Regions from separate parts of the Homo sapiens genome. Here region 1 is linked to region 2. The links are chromatin loops, found by intact Hi-C in ENCODE. Cell type or tissue: PC-9. All regions are shown on one strand.

What was found. Peaks named below come from ENCODE experiments on the same cell type or tissue, not always from the same donor. Only the 100,000 strongest peaks of a DNase experiment are listed, where the experiment ranks them.
Region 1: it touches region 2 in a loop (9-fold over the local background); 7 of 110 quality-filtered maps call a loop at or near these places.

What each region holds. Positions count from the first base shown.
Region 1 is chr10:98,268,587-98,271,086 of GRCh38, forward strand. LOC124902489 (a long non-coding RNA gene) reads left to right here. Exons shown (of 2, transcript XR_007062260.1): 1 at 1-2,500. Among named protein-coding and RNA genes, the nearest start is that of LOXL4, 1.6 kb to the left of the region's middle. In PC-9, no CTCF peak of the experiment used is centred here; a DNase peak (open chromatin) is centred at 1,005; H3K4me3 peaks cover 835 bases; H3K27ac peaks cover 1,728 bases.
Region 2 is chr10:98,459,668-98,462,167 of GRCh38, forward strand. HPSE2 (heparanase 2 (inactive)) reads right to left here. Exons shown (of 12, transcript NM_021828.5): 12 at 1-72. Among named protein-coding and RNA genes, the nearest start is that of HPS1, 14 kb to the left of the region's middle. In PC-9, no CTCF peak of the experiment used is centred here; a DNase peak (open chromatin) is centred at 1,324.

The DNA of each region.
Region 1 (2,500 bases), 190 kb before region 2:
GAGTCCTGGTGGGTGCCAGGGCCCCCGGCACAGCACCCTTCGCACGGGAGCGCCCGGCTGTCACAGGGGCCGAATCTCACGAGCTCGGTCACTTAGGACAATGTAGACGCCCTTTCTGGGAGGCCGGGGCTCAGTTCAGAGAGGTCGAGGTGGCGCGGTGCAGCGGTGCTCTCCTGCAGGAACAGGCGAGTCACCCAGAGTTTACTGAATACCGCCCCCCCCCCCCCCCCCGCCCTCCGTGTGAAACTCTGCGCTGCCCATTGTGCAGCTGGGAACACTGAGCCCCAGGCGACATAACTTGCTCCTCCAGGCAATACACAGTGAATGGGAGAACCCCTTCACAGAGCTGAATGATGCAGTCCTGGCCCTTGTCAGACTCACGGGAGGAGGGTGTTAGTGCAGGGAGCAGGGACTGTAGAATTAAAGAAATGTGGACATGGCTGACAGAGAGGAGTCCCATCAGCTGAACTGAGCACCTAGGTGCCTGAACCCCAGTCCAAGCCCCCAGTTTCTTTCCCCTAGACCTGGTCCTGCCCTTAGCCTCACTGGCCCCATCTGTAAAATGGGCAGAGGGTTCCAGCCTCCCGGTTTCCTCCCTAGGCCCACAGCTGCCCAACCTGGTTCCCCCTCTTGCCCCCACCTTGCCTAAACGTCCTTCCAAAGGTTCATTCATCCCACAAGCCTTTATTGATTTTCTCCTACATGCTAGACAGGGTGCTGGAGTGCTAGACGCTGGAGGGGGCCTTCCCAGTCTGGTGGGGGAGGCAGATGTGCAAGTAAGAATAAGCCTGGACAGGCAGAGTGTGATAGAGCTAGGATGTCAAGATGGACCTTTTCGATCCTGGGTGACAGCCAGGTCTTAATGACCCTGCTGCCAGGGACCTGCCATCCACTCCTGGCTGCCCGTGTCCAAGATGTCCCCCCAGTGCCCCTGCCCCACCCCAGCTGGGCCCAAAACATTCCCCATGATGAATCAGCAGGAAAGAATGCTCCCAGCCTCGGGTCAGTGGCAGCAGCCCAGCTCCTCCCCCAGGGACAATGAGGCAGCTGTGGGCTTGGGTGCCAGGTATGCCTAAGCCCTCTCCTAGGGCCCAGCCACCTCTCATGCTGAGCCAGAAGCAACACAGAGGGTTCGGAAACGTGGGCTCTGCCTGCTGCCAATCACTCACCAGGCCTGGCTGCCCAGAACTAAAAATACCCTGGAGCGCAGGGGCGGGCGGAGGATAGAGACCAGGGAATGAATGGATGTTGCCCGGAAGTCCTTTAATTTGCACAACTCTGGGCAGAGGCCAAGGCTGGGAAGCAGTGGAAGTGGGGATCTCTAAGGCATGCGCTGTGAGCCCCCAACCCTGAGAAGTGAGGGGCTCTGGTCCCAGCCCCAGCCCATGGCGTACTAACAGTGGGATTTTCTCGGCTGAGTTGTCATCTCCTCATCCTTAAATGTGATTGCTGTAGGGGTCAGATGGGACCACTGGATTCATCTCAATCAGCTTTCATTTGATTGAGAAAGCCCTCTTCTTCCCTCCTGCCTGGCTATGTTCACCCGGCCTCAGCCCAGCGCCTGTGACCCTCTCCATACTCTTTATATAATGGTCTGTGTCTGCCTTAACTCTGGACACCCCCACCCACCCCCGAGCTTCTTATTTATCTCTAAACCCAGATCCTGTCACAGAGCTTGACACATAGCAAGTGCTCCAGAAGTGCTCACGGATTGAATAAATGGACCTAGCGGTGCGTGCCAGTTTCTGGTCCCCAAGGTGATACAGACAAGCCAGAGGTGCTTCCTATCTTGTCCTCAAGGAATTTGCAGAGTGGTGGGGGAGACAGAGCCACAATCAACCAGCAGGACAAGGCATCATCACCATTATCATCATCATGGCTGGCTGGGGTCGAAAAACCGGTGGACAATGCTTTCATCATCTCCTGTTTACACAATGAAACTGGGACACAAAGGGGTTAAGTGACTTGGCCAACATCACACAGCTGTTATCTGCAGATGGGAGCAAGTGATCAATGACGGCGAAAGCACAGGGCTGTGTGGATGCTGGGCAGGGAAGTCTGAGGGTTGAAGCCTTCCCAGAAGTGCCTTGGAAGGTGGATCTGATACACTGGGTAGAGAGGGGGGAAAGTGGAGTGGTCAGGAATAACACTTTACGATGTTGTGGAAGCCGTGAAGCACCATGCAGGTGTCTGGAGTTACCGCAGCTCCCCTGATCCCTCAGCCAGTACCCAGGGACTTGGATGTGTAAGCATCACCTCTCCCTGCCTCCTCCCAGGGAAAGGAGCTAACATGAATCTCTTCCCCATGGGGTGCTTCTCAACCCTCCCTTCCTGCCTAAGTCAGGGTCTGTACTTTCCTCCCAAGTGGGAAGGCCAGAATCTCCTGCAGAAAGCGGTGGCCTCCAGGGTGCACCTGGTTGAACCCAGTAGTGACCCTGGTGGAGTGCCCAGTGCCCATGCCTGCTGGCAAACTTCCTCCTCAGCAGCCTTCAGGACTCAG
Region 2 (2,500 bases):
GGGCGGGGCTTCAATTCTGGGAGGGTCCCGTCGTCCACCATCACTAAGGGCTGGCCATTCAGTTGCACTGACCTACAGTGAGGAAAAACAGTATGGGACTCATTATTGCATTATAAGGGAGCCACTGCAACAAAGCCTAGCCCCAGATGGCCTGGCAGTGTCTGATACACACACACAGCTGACACTTATTGTTACTGGCTATGCCCTAGATTCTGACCTAGGTGCTTTACTTTAATAACTCATTCAAACATCCCAACAACCCCCCCACTCCCCTGAGGTAAGTAACTATTAATATCATTATCCCCATTTTATCTAGAGTGGCTAGGTGACTTGTCCCAAGTCACACAGCTTGGAGGTCCAGGGTTTGAACCCAGGTAGTCTACCTCCATAGACACATTTAGACAAGTGAAAAGTCTGTGATGCAGAAGCTGGAATGTTTCATTCCTATTTTTTAAAAATCACAATATCAGCTCAGTTTGACTTTTCCACCTAAAGAGTTTTTACCTGTGGAATGATACATGGGCTTAAGATGACTTCAGAAATCTATTTAACTCATATCTCATTAATTTACTTGACAGATTAGATAACTGACATTACCTTGCTTGTCTAAGGTTATACGGAAGGGAGACAGAGACATAGGTAACACCTCTACTTTTTCTAATTTAAGAATGAGTTTTGGCTGGGTGCAGTGGCTCATGCCTATAATCTCAGCATTTTGGGAGGCTGAAGAGGGAGGATCGCTTGAGTCCAGGAGTTTGAGACTAGCCTGAGCAACATAGCGAGACCCCATTTCTACAAACAATATAAAAGCAAAATTAGCCTGGCATGGTGGCTACTCAGGAGTTTGAAGTGGGAAGATCACTTGAGCCTGGGAGGTTGAGGCTGCAGTGAGCCAAGATTACACCACTATACTCCATCCTGGGTGACAGAGAAACTCTGTCCCTAAAAAAAACAAAAAATGAGTTTTCATATTTAATATTAACAGATGTTTCCATTTAGCAAAACAGCAAAGTAAGTGATAAAGTAGGCATTTGTGATCACAATTCATCTATCTTGCTTTTATCCTTTCTGTATAGCCAGCCACTTTCACCCTGAGAAGGGGGACTACATACATAGCAAACTTAGAAAAGAGAAACAGCTCATCTTATGCTGGATAGAGGGAAATGCCACCTATCCTTGACCTATGGTACCAGAATCCAGATAATGTTCCAGCTGTTCCTGACAGCCATGCACCCAGGTGGAAGCTTAGTTTTATGGGTCAGCAGAAAAGGCCAGAAACAGGCCACCAGCTGGAAATAAGGTTGTGAGTCACCCTCAGAAAATCAACATTGCATAGTGATGACTGTTTCTGGGCCTTGCCCAACCTCCAGTGTGATAACATTGCCGTGACATCATCTGAGCTGTAAAGAGAATAGAATGTTATAAATTGATATAGAGGTCTTTGTTTAGTGTTCCTTCTGTGCTATGAATGATAGACTGCTTTAGAGAGAGATAATCAGACCCATGCCCAATAGAGCAGTGAATTCCCAGAGATAAGTGTGTTGTAAATTGCTCCCAATGGAGAGCTAGGCAGAGAAGAGATCCAGGCCTGGCCCCACATGGGTAAGTTTGGGCTAGGTCCAGATCTGATAGGCCAGAGGGAGCAGGCCCCCTCCCTTTGCTAGAATGACTGAGTGAATAAGTGAGTAGGAGGCTTCTATATGGAGAGCGAGGCCTGCCTCTGGAAGGCATGGGGTGGGAGAATTGAGATCTGAAGGTCAGTGTTGACCGCATCAGATATGCAAGGAGCTTTTGCTTCCAAATATGAGAAGTGACCCTCTGTAGTGAAGACAGCCTACTCATTGGAGTGGAAGGCAGGGTGAGGAGAGTGGTTCAGTTACAAAAGAAGCCCAGATGGGTCTTCACAGTGTATTTTCATTATTTTGTTTCAGGTGCTATGAATATCTATCACCCAGATATAAGCACAGTCAAACACGAGTTCAATAATACCGATTAATCTTTCTAAGGCATACTCAAATTTATATCAGGTCTCTGCTAGAAAACCTTCAATGGTTTCTCCCATATACAGAATTAGGTGCAAACCTTTCTTCTGAAGAATTAGGTAATGCCCTTTTAGATTCAGATGATCCCACAGTATTGACATCTTTGGGTTCTGGGGAGTGCAAAACAACGTGTGATTAGCAAACCTTTAAAAATCTATACTAATAAGGAGTAGTTGTCCTGGAACAGGCCCTATTCTGGTTTCTTTATTGGTTGGTTAAAAAGCTAAGAGTAGAACCAGGAAGCATGGTGAAGATTCTCTACTGAAATCTCGAATTCCAGGAGCCAAGTTGCTAACTAGCTAGATGGCTTTGGCAAATCCCCTAACCTCACTGCCCTGTAGCTTTTGCATCTGTAAGAACGTTATATAGGCACCAAAGAAATGAAATAAGAAATATGAAAGTGCTTTGAAAGCATAATGAACCATATACTTAAGATATGGTGTTTTTGTTGTTGTTGT